Regions from separate parts of the Mus musculus genome. Here all the other regions are linked to region 1. Evidence: chromatin loops called from intact Hi-C (ENCODE). Cell type or tissue: heart. All regions are shown on one strand. Each heading gives the region's core, and the rest is flanking DNA. Links, peaks and the distances in the headings are about the cores only. Region 1 holds the start of Ttc7b (tetratricopeptide repeat domain 7B). Region 2 overlaps Ttc7b (tetratricopeptide repeat domain 7B). Region 3 overlaps Rps6ka5 (ribosomal protein S6 kinase, polypeptide 5). Region 4 has its middle 2.6 kb from the start of Gm10433.

Region 1 (3,839 bases), core at 1-2,500:
TCCCAAGTCAGATCCTGGTTCCTGGGCGCACCAGGCCCCTCATCCAATCAGCTCCATTTCCCTCATTGTTAATACAGTCTCATCTTCCTGCCCAGTAACCTTCTCCCAGACTCCCTGACTCTGTTTCCCTTGTACTCTCCACCCTATCCTCTCTGGGTCTGCAGATTTGACACCCAACTGTCTTGACCTCAAGACACAAATCCCAACCTGCCAATGCCACCCCTGACACCCTCCAAGTCTGAGCTCCCTCCTGGGGCCCTTGATTACCATATGTTCACAACATCTCCATCACAGGACCCCTGAGCACACCACACACACTCTGGTGGTCCCCAGATGCCCACAGGTATGTCCCGGGGGGCTCCATACACACACAAACGCACACACACACACAAGCTCCAACTTCTTGGAAGCCCGGGGCTGGCCTCCGGTCTCTGGGGTCGGTGAACCTCTCCAGCCTGCACGTCAGGACTCCAAGGCTCCGACAGGCACAGCCCGCCCGCCCAGCCGCACGCCGCGTGACCGGAGGACCCCGCGTTCCCCAAGGGCCTGGCCCGCGCACACCGCGCGGCCTGCGCCTCGCCGCCCGGCCGCGCCCCTGCTCGCGCCCGGAGCCTCAGGCCTAGCCCCGGAGGCCGCGGCGGTCCCGCAAGCCCCGGTGCGTCCGCGCGTACCGTTGGCGATGAGCTTGGCCGACAGCTGCTTGACGAGCTCGGGGATCCGCTCCCATTGGCACTCGGAGCGGCAGCGCTCGATCTCCGTCTCCAGCCGCGAGCCCGCCTTCCTGGTCGCCATGGCCGCCCTGGCCGGCCCGGCGCGCGCCCGCAGGCCCCGCAGGCCCCGCCGCCGCCGGGCCCCGCGCCGCCTCCCGCTGCGGCCGCGGGCTCCGGCTCCGGCTCCCGGCTCGGCGGCGTAACGGGAACGCCGGCCGGGGAAGGGGCGGGGAGCGGGCGGCGGCGGGCGCGGCGGGGCCCCGGGCGCCGCGAGGAGCGGCCCCTGCCGGCCAGGGCCGGAGCCGCAGCGGGCCGGGGCGGAGGCCGGACAGCAATGAGGAGCGCGGGACGGTGCTCAGGAGCGAACCTGGAGCGGTGAGGGGTCAAGCCAGGGCAGCCACCCCGAGGATGCTCTGGGGCTCCAAAGGCCGGGGTTTCTAGTGCGAGAGGGCGTGAAGGGCGAGCCTGCCTCGGCTGGCCCTGCCATCGCAGGTTGCTTGTGCTGGCCTGCGCCCCTCCTCAGGCTCCCCTCTGCCCCAGGTAGCCTCCGTCCCCATCATGTGGCCAGAAGCAGTGGAGATTCATGCTCCTCCAGAACCTGCCCGAAGTTCCTTAAGTGTGTGTTGGAAGAAAGTGAGGGAGGACGTGTGTGTGTGTGTGTGTGTGTGTGTGTGTGTGTGTGTGTGTGTGTAGCTGCAAGCCCAGATGCCAGCTCCCTTGCCCTCTGAGGAGAATACCAACTCATAAGTGGCATTTCCAGGCCTTGACCTTGTAACTGAGAGCAGGGGCAGGTGTCTAAGCTGAACATTATTTCACTTGTGTAATTTATTCAGTAACTATAGAGTCAGAGGTCACCCACACAGAGCTAGGTAGTGTTTTAGGGCTGTGGAAACGGAACGAAGTGGGTACAACTTTGCTTCAAAGTGGGTATAAAGTTCATAGCCCATTCATGGAAATGAATTAATTAAGCAAAATAAAGTAGCAAATTAGGTTATGGGTTGGTTAAGGATGGTGTTGAAGTGATATTTGACAGTTTTAAAGATGAGAGTCGGGGGGATATGGGAGGTGGGGAGGGCAGATCATTACAGGCAGAGCAAAGGCCTCGGCTTTACTATATTTGGTGAGTTAGAAAAAGGCCAGAGTGGCTGGGGTGGAATGAAGGCAAGGAGCTGAGCAGATGATGTCAGGAGGGTGGGGGTTAGTCCATGCCCGGCCTTCTGGATCATTAGAAAGACTGTCTTTCTTCTTGGTGAGATAGGGAGCCTGCATGTTAGTCAGGCATGCAATGGCAAGGCCTGCAAGTATGGACATGACCAGTATTTGGGAAAGTTGGTCAGGGAATGTGGCTTCAGGGGCAGTGGGGGTGTTGGACTCTGCAATACTGCCTCTGAGGATGGAGCTGTCATCTGGGCAGTACCCTGTCACCAGGTTCATCCTCTTTGGGTGTGTCTCCTCCAGCTTTCCAAAGCTATCAAGTGCAGGCTTTTCTCTCATGCCCTGGGGATAAATGAAGACCAGACTCACAGGCCTTGGTTTACAGGATCAGCAACTGAAACTCAGTAAGGGCCAAGAGGAAAGAAGTACTTGGGACATGACCAACACCACACTGAGGCAACCCAAGGCCCTCAGAGGTGATGGGAGCAGAGCAGATGGGGCTCAGACACTAAGGACAGCCCAAGGACAGGCAAACAGAATGCCAGAGGAAATGAGGGCGAAGGAGCAAGGGTAAAGGGGTAGGAAAAACGGTGGGATGGAGAAAATGATGTAATTCTATTTTACACACACACACACACACACACACACACACACACACAGAGAGAGAGAGAGAGAGAGAGAGAGAGAGAAGATGACCAAGGTGACTTACAGAAGGAAGGATGTGGTGATTTCAATAGGAATGGCCCCCATAGACCCATGTGAGTGAATACTTAGCCCGTAGGAGTAGCACTATTAGGAGGTGTGGCGTGGAGGTGGGCTTTTGAGGTCTCATTACATTGTTACACACTTCCAGATCCAGCTAAGAAGTCTGGAATAAGCCTCAGGCCAAAGGTCACCAAGAAGCCTTGTTCAGCTGACAGTGCCTGTGTGACTGTAGGACTTGCATTTCCCTGCATGGTGGCACACAGAATAACAATGTCATAACATTACTTGGCCTCCATGGCCACAGTGTAAGGCAAAGCATCCAGTCTGTTTCCTGGCTAAGCCGTTTTTCTGAGCGTGGGAGATGCCAGGCAGTGGGATTTAACTCCCCGCCCCCACCTTCTTCTTCCCTTCCTATAATGTGTACCTGTGGAATGCAGCAGTTAAAACTTAATTAGAGGGTAGAGAAGATTAGGCCACCATCCTAACAGCTCTCTGCCTCTTGCACACTACAGTCTAAAATCAGCTATTCCACAACAAACGCATCTGACTTTCTTTGAACTGGTTATTGTTTGAGTGTATGCTCCTAGGTTCCTCTGTGGAGAACTTGGACCATAGGATGAAGATACTGAGATGTGGGGGCTTTTAAGAAGGGAGGCCTGATGGAAGGACCTTGGGTCGTGGGTCAAGGGAAGCTGCCCTTGCAAAGGATTAATGTAGATCTATGGGTGGGGCCCCAACTTTAGAATGTTAGTCGTTTTAGGAGTGAACCTCCCTCTCTAGCTTCCTGTCTGTGGATGCCATGTTTCCCCACCCAACACTGTATTAGTTACTTTCCATTGCTGTGGTACAGTGCCGTGACCAAGGCCATGGATTTTGACAGAACAAGGGTAAAGGGGTAGGAAAAACGGTGGGATGGAGAAAATGATGTAATTCTATTTTACACACACACACACACACACACACACACACACACACACACACACAGAGAGAGAGAGAGAGAGAGAGAGAGAGAGAGAGAATGACCAAGGTGACTTACAGAAGGAAGGATGTGGTGATTTCAATAGGAATGGCCCCCATAGACCCATGTGAATGAATACTTAGCCCGTAGGAGTAGCACTATTAGGAGGTGTGGCCTTGTTGGAGGAAGTGTGTCACCGTGGAGGCGGGCTTCTGAGGTCTCATATAGTCAAGCTATGCCTAGTGTGGCTCACAGTCTCCTGCTGCTGCAAGATGTAGGACACTCAAGATGTGGAACACTCAGCCCCTTCT
Region 2 (2,500 bases), core at 1-2,500, 82 kb before region 1:
TTTTGCAAGAACACACAGACACAGGCTTCCATCTTGGAGGACAGAGCTACAGCAACTGCTGTCATATCAATAAAAATGCAGGTACCTGGGAGACAAGGGGCAATTCTTTCTCTTCTTTGAACAAAAAGTTCTAATAATACCTTAAAAAGTCATAAATTATGTTGCTGTCATCTTCTGGGCCTTAGCTCAGCTTTTCCTTCTACAATTTTAACTGTTGGCTAAAAATATTTCTGCAAAACAAGAATGGAGAGAAAAAATAGCAATGTGAAAAGAAAGAAAGAAAAAGGGGCCATCTCTGGAGGAGGCTGGGGCCTCTGCTGTCTTCTCATAAAGACAAAAGAGGCATCTCTGGAGGAGCCTGGGGCTCTGGTGTTTTCTCATAAAATATAATTTTACTTGACATGTGAGCTAGGAAAGGCAGAAAGCAGGCTAACGCGTTCCATTCCAGGCAAGTGCTGGAGCAGCGATGCCCACACTTATAGATCACTAAATTACCGTAACAGCTCCCTACGGGTGCAGAGAGGGCAAGCCTGCCTTACCTCTTCCCCAGACAGGTCGTGGATTCCTCATTACCAGTTGCCAGTTACTTCAGGTCTACTTCTTGAGACATGGCTATAAAGGCCATTCTCAATGCTTGTGTGCCTCTATATCCAGCACCGCCTCATGAGGTGTCAACTACATGCTTAAAGGCTATAAAAATTAGGGGTGGGAAGCTGTGGGAACTAGTACCCTAAGGAACTAAAGCCACGGAAATCCTTTCCCACTGTGGGAAGTCCACACAGTGCAGAAAAAAACAAAAAAACAAAAAAACAAGTGGCATCAGGGCCTGCTTGAGGCACTATACAGTGTCAGCATTACTGTAGACATCCTCAAAGACGAGGCAGAGAGCCAAAGGTCCCAGAAAATAGGTTCCATTTGCTGGTGTCCAGGAAACTCTTTGATACGGTGGTAGATTGAATAAGAATGTCTCCCATAGACTCATGTGTCTGAACACTTAGTGCCCAGTTGATGGCACTATTTGGGGAGTTATGGGACTTTTAGGAGGTAGAACAATTCCTGAGAAACTATGTCACTAGAGGTAGCCTTTCAGGGTTTATAGCCTCGTCCAACTTCCTGCTTACATGCTCTGCTTCCAGTGTGTGGCTGAGATTGTGATTGCTCAGCTTCCTGCTCTTGTCACCATGGCTTCCTCAGCATTGTGGACATCTAGCTCTTTGGAACACAAAGCTGAAAGAAACTCTTCCTTAAGCTGCTTTTTGTCATGGTGTTTTTATAGCAGCAGCAAAAAAGTAATAAATACAGATACTCAACAGCCTCCATCCTCCTTCAGCCAAGGGCAAGTGGTCAGGACCACCACCTTTGGCCTCAGCACATCTCCCCGCCCACATCTAAGAGGAAGAGCAGAGACCCAAGTTCCAGGGAGCTGCTCCAGGGCACTTCCTTCTTTTCACATTCCACTCCCCTTAGCACATCACTCGGCACCTCTGCTGTTAATAAATACATACTGAATTAACCAGTTTTAAGGAAGATATATGGCAATGAGCTACAAGCCATAGCTATTTCTGTCTAAACGCCAGGCACTGTTGAAGGTGCAGATCTCTCCCCAAACAAAACAGTGAAAGTTCCTGCCTCATGGCATCTCTTAGTAAACCGAGGCAGACATGAACACAGTAATCAACAAACGAGCAGCAAAGCAAGCAGAGAGCAAGGTGGACAGAGAGCAGCAGGCTCCTGCTGCCCCTCAGAAGCTGGCCTTGGATTAACTTTCAATTGTCTTCCCCTGGAAACCTAATAAAGATAAAATGCCAGTTATGTTACCAGGCAACATGGCTTACTACAGCAATGACCTCTGATTCATAACGTCCATGTGGACCCATAGGAGTTACAGACCCTGATGGAGACAGTAGCTTTGGGCACCTACTGAGTGTGCTCATCATCTTACACTGGGCAGATGCTATTGAAAGCTCTGGAAATTCCAGGTCAGGCAGGCAGCATACTTCCCTGACAGAAATGGACAGAAAGCAGCCCTGGAAAGCTGAGGCCGCTGAGGACACTCACAGTCCATGCTTTTCTCTTGACTCTTGCACATACATCTAGACAGATGGGTCCTGTTTTAGTTTCTTTTCTGTTGCTGTGATAAAAGATTCTGGCCCAAAGCAACTCTGGTTGGAAACGGTTTATTTGGCTTACACTTCTAGGTCACAAACGATCACTGGGGGAAGTCAGGGCAGGAACTTAAGCGAGAACTGGAGAGAATCCATCAAGGAACACTACTTGCTGGCTCACTCTCATCCTTGCTCTGAAGCTCCTGCTCAGGTAACCAGCCTTCTTACAGCCCAGCCCTCCTGTCTATTGATCATTGATCAACTCAATCCCTCACAGACATGGGGTCTGAGTAATCTCTCAGTTCAGAGTCCCTTGAATGATATAGGTGGTGTCAAGCTGATAGCTGAATCTAACTAGGACAAGAACCAAGTGTGGCCAGCAGCATTCTTGTAGG
Region 3 (4,073 bases), core at 624-3,123, 55 kb after region 1:
GATGAAAGGGAACATCTGTCTTTCTGCTTCCCATTTGTCCTTTAACTTGCACCATGTGGGCTTAAGAGTCAGTCTGTCTGATGCTAGAAATGTAAAGAATGTTGAAGGCTTAAAGTCACTAAGTACTGACTACGAAGTAATTAAGTGAGGGTGGATGGCAGCCACACTCACAATAAGCACACTGCAATCTGTGACAGTGGCACGAGGGCCTCTTGCCCCTCTGTATCCACCCATGCCAAGATGGGTGAAGTAAAGGATGAACTGAGGCAGAGGTGAGGGTGTGTGCGCTACCTTCTCTCCCCTTCCCAGAGGCTGGGTGATAGTAGACGCCCCTGAGCTTCACTCAGCAGCACCAATAAAACTGGTGAGAAGTTGAACCCTGTATCTGACCTAGCCCATGTGCGCGGATGGAGGGAGTCCTTGAAATACCTGATCGTGAAAAACTTCATGTAGTTTCACAATATTGGGGTGTCCTTCGCAGAGTTTCAGAGCTGTTATTTCTTTCTGAGTATTGGCTTCCATCCTACAAAATCAAATAGTTTTCCAGCAGAGTTTCACATCAGCGCTCTCTCCCTGATTGTTTTTATTTATAGTGTATTCAGAATGCCTGTGTCAAAGTCTCAAAATGACATATCCACAAAAGTAGTAATCATACCACCCACCAGGAAAGTAAAACTTTTTTTAAAGAAAATTATGACCTCTGAATTAGAAGAGAGCTAGTCATACAAAGAAATGGATGCTCTTCTTGCTGACAATTTAGCAATGGTAATAACCTGTTACCAGAACTAGCTAGCTCTGTTCTTAAAGCCATCAGGAAGCTTGCTAAATACTTTTGACTGCAAATATTCAACAAATAAAAGTCACCAAGCAAATCTGATTAAATATATCATTACCACAAGACAGTTTTCATATAAAACACAACAGATTCTGATTTGTCCAAAACTGATTACATCATCAGAGAACACTAGTGCTAGAAGTATTGGACCTCAGCTAAAAAGGCAAATAACTAAGCATGTGTGCAAAAAGTCTCGCAAAGGAAACAACTGATTTCCTTCTCCGTAATTTCCAGAACTTCCTAAGTGGTCAAAAGCCCCAAGAAAGACTGCTAGGACTGGCCATACCTTTTGCTGATTATTTTGACAGCAAATGCTTGGTTAGTTTTTTTGTGTACACACTTGCGACAAATTGAAAAACTTCCTTCTCCCAAAGGTTTGTCCTTCAGATCTAGGTCATAGTGTTGATAGAAGGGTGAGTCCTGATAAAAGATCAACATTATTTAATTTAATAAAAGATTGGTAGTAATACACAAAGTATATGTAAAGCTGTAATTTAATGTGAAATGATTCAGAAATTTGAAAGCAATAAATTAAAACTCATTTAGTGTGCTTATATTTTCATCTATACATTTGTCCAAAATATATCATGTTTTATCATGGCAAAAAGGAGCTCATGCAGGTTGGCAGTGACAATCTTCTGGGGAAAACACTGCTATTCCCACTTATTTACTCATTTTCTAAAGTTGCCTTTTAGTTGAGTGATAATCTAGTAAATTTACTAGACTTAAAAACATCAGTTGGTGTTTAAATATTCACACAAATCACAGATCCAAACTGAGGCAGCCAGACCTATGTACCTTCATCATTGCACTCCTGGCAACATTTGTCACTCCAGGACGGTCAACTCCCATATGGAACTGAAGAGGATCTATGACAGCTGCGTTACGCTTGAAGAGAATAGATGGAGCAACGAAGGAATAGCCCTGAAAAGAGAAGAGATGCTAAAGCTCAAAGCTCTGCACTCTCACAGCTAGGCACGGTCTAGATGGCGATCATTTCTTTTCATAGAAAAAAATGTTCAGATGAAGATAATTTTATTTGCATTCAGAATACAGCATTAACTCAATAGCAAATGCTTCTCAGAAGGAGATATTGCCATCTTCTGGCAGAACTAGCCCAACTCAAAAAATCAAGGCAGAAAGACTTCCTCCCTATTCCACTCCCAAATCTGATGCAAGCCTGTGAACCTTTTGCATTGCTGATAATATCTGTTTATAAACTCATCTGACCTCAGAAGAGGCACAGTCAACACATCAAATAAAGTGGCCCCAGAACTGTTTCAAACTACAAAAATAACAAGTTTCATAAAAGTTCATCTTTAATTTAGCAATTATTGAATCTGTATTCTATGTTTTCAGAATAACTAAACTTAAAATTGAGTTTTGGAAAATAATACCCCAGTGGAAGGATGATGTGGTAAGCCAGAGTGATAAATGACACATAATTACTCTGTGCAAGCTAGGGCATTTACTAGTTTACCACCTACATAGATCCTTGGCCATGTTCTCCAGGGTCATAGGACAGGTGAGAGGCACACTCTGAATAGCCAGAGCAAACCACACTACAGGCACTGTCAGTGGTCAGAGAAGTGCAGCTATGACACAGTTCAATAGGCACAGAGTATCTGCATCTGTAAACGAACATTTCCTAAAAAATATTCTGCACTTTTAATTTTTTAAAGTTAAAATACAAAACAATGTGCTTTATATAATATTTCACATACACACATCTACACATATTGCTGTGATAAAATACTGACAAAAACAAACAGGTAAACACTCTTACAGAGAGTCAAAGTGCTCACTACTCTTTCAGAGGGCATTAAGTTCGTCGCATAATCTACATTAGGCAGCTTACAAGCTGAAACTGCAGCTCCAAGGAATCCTATACAATATACATACATACATACATACATACATACATACATACACGTACAAAACTATAAAAATAAATCTTTAAACAATATTTTGGCAAAACCAACTTGGAGTGGAAGGACTTATTTTAGCTCACATTTCCAGATTATAGCCCATCATTGCATGGAAATCATGGACTTTAAACCCAAAGTCTTTAAAAATAAATCTGTTTGTCTCCCTCCCTTCCGTTTTTGATTTTTGTTTTTTTGAGACAGGGTTCTACTGGCAGCTGTGTTCACTGTGTAGCTGAGGGTGACCCTGAACTTCTTACCCTCTGGAACACTGGGATTTCAGGTGAGTGCTACCAGACCCAGTTTTATGCAGTACTAGAAACTAAAGCCAGAGTTTCCTGCCGGCTAGGTGAGCACTCTACATCTCTGGCCCCCTCGATTCAAGACTTTAAGAATTAGAGAGCATGTATAATTTATTATTCACTGAAGATAAAGGTCCAGGTAACACTGAATAGTTTAAAGAATGGAGTAAAAAATAAAATAGCATTATAATTTTCACATGAGCCTCAGCAGAAATGAATTTTCAAGTATAAAATGAATACCTCGTCATAAAAAACAAACAGAGGTTGGTTGTTCGAATGCACACCTTTGATCCGAGCTACGGAGAAGCAGAAGTTCAAGACGCGTCTGTTATATATAGTGAGCTCCAGAATAGCCAGGGTTACACAGCATGACCCTGTCTCAAATGAACAGACAAAATATCCCACTAAACAATCCAAATCCCAAAACTCCAACTTCTGTCTCAAAAAAACAAAACAAAACAACAAAAAAACCTAAAACATACACATTAAAAACTATAATAAAATCTATTTAGTAAACTGCAAACTTCCAGATAGTACCTCAACATATCTCTAAATTTAGTTCTGAAGAGATTATAGAATTCTTATTTTATGCCAACAAACCACCTCACTAGGAAAACTGGCTTTCTTCCAAAGCATGTCTGGCATGCTGCAACTTTACCTGAAACAGTCGCTCGGAGCTCTGTGGCAAGGCAGCGGGAGAGTAGGTGGGGTCCATCTCTGTGAACTCTTCAGCGAAGTTACTCACATCTAACTCATCCCGGATCACCGGCTTGAATGGCGCAGGCACTTTTTTGGCAGCTAAGTCATCCCACTTTATCTTCTAGAGCACAGCAAGAAGATTGGGACAAGTCAAAAAAAAAATCAAACTATATTATGAACAATAGATATGGTTACTTTGTTTTTTCTTTTTTAAAGACAGAGTCTTACTTGGTAGCTCTAGCAGGCTGGAACTCTCTACTGCAACAGTTCTCGACCTCCCTAATGCTGTGATCCTTACTACAGTTCCTCATG
Region 4 (4,073 bases), core at 742-3,241, 340 kb before region 1:
TCCTGGTCTATGCGGTGAGTTCCAGAACAGGTAGGGTTATGTAGGGGGCTTTGTCTGTGCAGTTCACTGGGCATGCTCCACAGTAGTACCTTAGAGTTTGTCTGTCATTTCTCAAAATTTTCAAAGGAGCACAGGAGTGCAGGGCTGTCTACTCACACAGGCTCACACTACATACCTTAACAATGCTAGCACAGCCTTGTCTTGTCTGATGGGCCCTTATTACAAACTCCCCTTCCTCCCCTTCCCTGACACTGTTCTTTCCAGCCTCTTCACCTACATTTCCAGTCTTCCCTCCCTGTAGAATGCCTTCCTCGGGGACATCTGTATTGATCCTCGAAGCCACCTCCAGTGCCACGAGGCCGTGATCCAACAGAATGAATCCTCCTTCTAGACACCTGAAGTGGTGACCATTGTCTCCCACCTTGCAAAAAATGTGCCACTTCCGTTTAGTTTTCTTCCAACTAGTAAGAGTCCGTTAAAAACCAAGGTCCAGGCACGTTATGCTTCTCATGCCCTTGGTCTCCAGTCCAGAGCCACACTCCTGATAGGTGTATCACAAATATTCACTGAATGAATGAGTAATTGGCTACCCATAATAGACGTAGAATGTGGGAACAGGAGACGTGAAATAAGTGTTAAGGGAGCCAGTGGGTGGGGTCAGGGGAGTGTTGATGTGAGCTGATCTCACATTTGAATTCATGAGCCTGCCCTGTTTGGGCAGGGCAATGATCCAGGTAGATGTGGTTGATTATCTGGGCTACAGATTAAACCAAGGGCATGAGATAGAACCAGGGATGGGAATGTGCCAAAACGTGACTGTGTGTCCCTTCCAAAGTTATGCTGGAACTTATACCATAAAAAAGGGAAGTGATTAGTCATGAGGGCTGTGCCCTGGTGAGTGGGTTCAACTTCCTTATAAAAGAGGCGTCAGAGCTGCCTGGGCCTTTCATCTCCTCTGCCACATGAAGCAGAGCATCGGTGTCCCTCTGGCCTTTGACCTCACACCCTATGAGGATGAAACAGAAAGGCACTGTATTAGCGGGAGGAGCCTCCGCCAGACTCCAGTCTGATGTTGCCTTGATGATGCACTTCTCAGCCACAGAACCGTGAGAAATAAACGTCTGCCCTTCCTAAAAAAGCACTAAACCCATGACAATCTGCTGTAGACTAAGCAAGATTACAGCAAAACCAGACAGGCGTGTAATACAGAAAGCAGTGGTGGCTTGTTGAACTGAAGGCTGGAGAGGTCAGAAAACAGAAGGGGACAAAAGTGGAGCCAGAACGGCAATGGAGAAGCGGAGAGTGAATTGTCCTTAACCTGGACTCCATGGAGAAAATTCAGAGGCTCCACGAACTAGGACAGAAAATGCGCTTTGCCTTTTACCGAACTCTAAATGCTGCCTGCATGAATTGTGACTCCAGCAGCAAAGCCCACCAGCATGAGAGGTGTAGTAGGCCAATCTATGAAAGCAGGATTCTGAAATGACTACAAGAGTCGGGCATAAAGCCCATACCCATAATCCCAGCCACTCAGAAGAATTCCAAGCCACTAATATAGAAGTATTAGTTCTGTAGGTTTTCTTATACAGAAACTTTCACGCAGCATAAGCTATATAGCAAAGCCTTATCTTAAATAGACTAAAAATAGCAATTTAACAGGAAAAAAAAATTTAAGAACCTTAAAGCCCAAAACTATGTGCAGGGACTGAGAAAGAAAACCAGCAGACAGAAGTTACGTTTGACTCTAGAAATGCATTTATTTCCTCGTGCCCATCAAACTCCAGAAAGGAACCCAAACCACTCTGTCTTTGTTTTCACTCTGTTCATCCTTTCTTTCTTTCTTTTTTTTTTTTTTTAAATAAAGGTTTTATTTATTTTATGTATGTGAGTACACAGTCACTGTCCTCAGACTCACCAGAAGAGGGCATCAGATCCCATTGCTGTGGTTGTGAGCCACCATGTGGTTGTTGAGAATTGAACTCAGGACCTCTGGAAGAGCAGTCAGTGCTCTTAACCACTGAGCCATCTCTCCAGCCCTTCATCCTCCCATCTTAAGGCATTGGATGTTTTCTATTCATCTTAAGGCATTAGAAACAGTTCAAAGGAGATTCGTTGTCTGGTTTACCTAGGACAGAGGGTGGGCTTTATCAGACACAACCAATGGTAAAACTAGGAAAGTTTGACATTGTAATAATTGCCTTATGAGCCCATCATACCAACTCTGTATAAGACTATCCTAAACATACTTACATTAAGAAAAGCAGTGTCAGGGCTAGAGAGATGGCGTGTGGGTTAAGAACACTTGCTTTTAACTGGTCTGCTTCCAGAGGCTCCAGTTTGATTCCCAGCACCTAAACTGCAGCCCATGACTGTCTGAAACTTCAGATCTAGGCGATCTGGAGCCCTCTTCTGGCCTCCAAGGACACCAGGCACACACACGGTGCATAGGCAGACATGCAAACAAAACACTCACACACACACACACAAATAAACCTTAAAAGTATTGTTTAAGGTTTCTTTTAGATATGAGTCAATCTGTGGATGGACAGTCTTCCTCTCTTACGGTCAGAGAGTACAGGTTAAGTACTTAGCAATTGCCTGACCTTGTATCCATGGTTCTACAGTTTGCAGTCTTGACACATTCACAGATCATGCAATCCTCAGAACTGTGTGAGATAAATTTATCACAAAACCACTGAAGGAATCCAGCCCCTGAAGACTTCTCGGCTTTATTTCTCGAAGCAAGTGAAAACTCCTAGCACCGGCTGCCAAACGCTGAAATACTGTCTGTTAGCGATATGAGTGGTTGTTGCTATGTAGAGATTATGCAAAGCTCCAAGTTTCTTTCTTTTGCAACGTCCATGAGCTCAGCGCACTCTGGCATTGTCTTGATAGGCACTCAGTTAAGGTGATGGTTTACATATTCTTAAAAGGTATGCAAGTCAACAGTTGTTCAAAACTAGTTAGATTAAGAATAGCAATAACTTGCAAATCAGAGTGTGTGGCTTGTAGTAAAAAAAAAAAAAAAAGAAAGAAAGAAAAAACTGCTTCTAGATGCATTATCTAATCGGAAAAATCTACACTTAGTGTGTGTACTCTTGTTAGTCAAAGACAAATTGACACACCCATGTAAGTAGATGTTGATCAATCCAGGAATCTTGCAGGGGTACAGGAATGGAGAAAACCTGGATACACAAACCAGGGCAGTCAATTTAAAGAATTCAGGCAACAGAGAGGCCAGGCCCTGTCAGCTTTTATTGGTCTTAACAATTCACTGCCTCCCCTCTCCCAGTAGCCATGGCAACACCCACAACCAAGGCGTTCCAAAATTCACCTTTGGATATCCAGGATCCACCGAATGCGCACCTACGCACCTCAAATAAAACCAAGATATCACCACGCACTGAACTAAAACAACCCTGACCTCTTTTCCGTTTTCCAGAATTCTAATCCAACCAGGGAACTTTTTTTTTTTTTCATTCTTTCACCACAGAAAAGAGGCTAAGTCCTGAAGTACGACTTTTATTGGATAATTACATTCTCTTTTGTAGCGGGAGTGGGCATCAGAGAAGGATGAAAACCGGATGCACACACAAAACATTTGCTTTAAAAAGGCAAATAAGTTGATACAACCAAAATCCAATTCTCGTAGCACGCCTGTGGGGCGAACTGTTTTGCCCCTATCTCTGGAGCAGAGAAATAGTTTCCAGCGCGGCCGTTTGGAGCACAGTTAAAATAAAACAAAACGCATTAGGAGCCCGCGGGATCGTGCACAGCGTGAGCAAAAAATGACGTATTCGGGCGAGCTTTCCAGAAGGACCCTGCAGCTCGAGCAAGATGCCCAAACAGCGAGTCTCCTTTCTGCTGGTAGAGACGGAATCGAATCCTGTCCCGGGTGCCCAGCCCAGGACGCAAACCAAGCAGCTTTATTAGGGCGCTATCAAAACCCCTCCTCAGGCGCTCTCTTTCCCCCGTGACCAATTCTGCCCGGGGCGCCAGCCGGAGCATTTAGCTTTCCCTCTCCATCCACATCCCTGGGACCAGTTCAGAAACAACCCACAGTCAAGAAAAAT

The links. Peaks named below come from ENCODE experiments on the same cell type or tissue, not always from the same donor. Only the 100,000 strongest peaks of a DNase experiment are listed, where the experiment ranks them.
Region 2: a loop joins it to region 1, with 2.1 times the contacts of the local background. A loop is called at or near these places in 4 of 42 quality-filtered maps.
Region 3: a loop joins it to region 1, with 2.3 times the contacts of the local background. A loop is called at or near these places in 5 of 42 quality-filtered maps.
Region 4: a loop joins it to region 1, with 3 times the contacts of the local background. A loop is called at or near these places in 4 of 42 quality-filtered maps.

What each region holds. Positions count from the first base shown.
Region 1 is chr12:100,519,900-100,523,738 of GRCm38, forward strand. Ttc7b (tetratricopeptide repeat domain 7B) reads right to left here and starts at 923. Exons shown (of 20, transcript NM_001033213.1): 1 at 672-923. The coding sequence starts at 792. In heart, for the core only: a CTCF peak has its summit at 1,044 (motif pointing left); DNase peaks (open chromatin) are centred at 712 and 1,012; H3K4me3 peaks cover 1,463 bases; H3K27ac peaks cover 1,359 bases.
Region 2 is chr12:100,438,211-100,440,710 of GRCm38, forward strand. The region is part of intron 5 of Ttc7b (tetratricopeptide repeat domain 7B); the gene reads right to left. Among named protein-coding and RNA genes, the nearest start is that of Gm36375, 56 kb to the right of the region's middle. In heart, for the core only: a CTCF peak has its summit at 1,012 (motif pointing right); DNase peaks (open chromatin) are centred at 1,281 and 1,391; H3K27ac peaks cover 794 bases.
Region 3 is chr12:100,574,002-100,578,074 of GRCm38, forward strand. It overlaps Rps6ka5 (ribosomal protein S6 kinase, polypeptide 5), which reads right to left. Exons shown (of 17, transcript NM_001330702.1): 9 at 3,721-3,882; 10 at 1,634-1,759; 11 at 1,122-1,255; 12 at 430-523. Among named protein-coding and RNA genes, the nearest start is that of Ttc7b, 55 kb to the left of the region's middle. In heart, for the core only: a CTCF peak has its summit at 1,933 (motif pointing left); no DNase peak of the experiment used is centred there.
Region 4 is chr12:100,183,298-100,187,370 of GRCm38, forward strand. No RefSeq gene overlaps it. Among named protein-coding and RNA genes, the nearest start is that of Gm10433, 2.6 kb to the right of the region's middle. In heart, for the core only: a CTCF peak has its summit at 1,922 (motif pointing right); a DNase peak (open chromatin) is centred at 954; H3K4me3 peaks cover 161 bases; H3K27ac peaks cover 178 bases.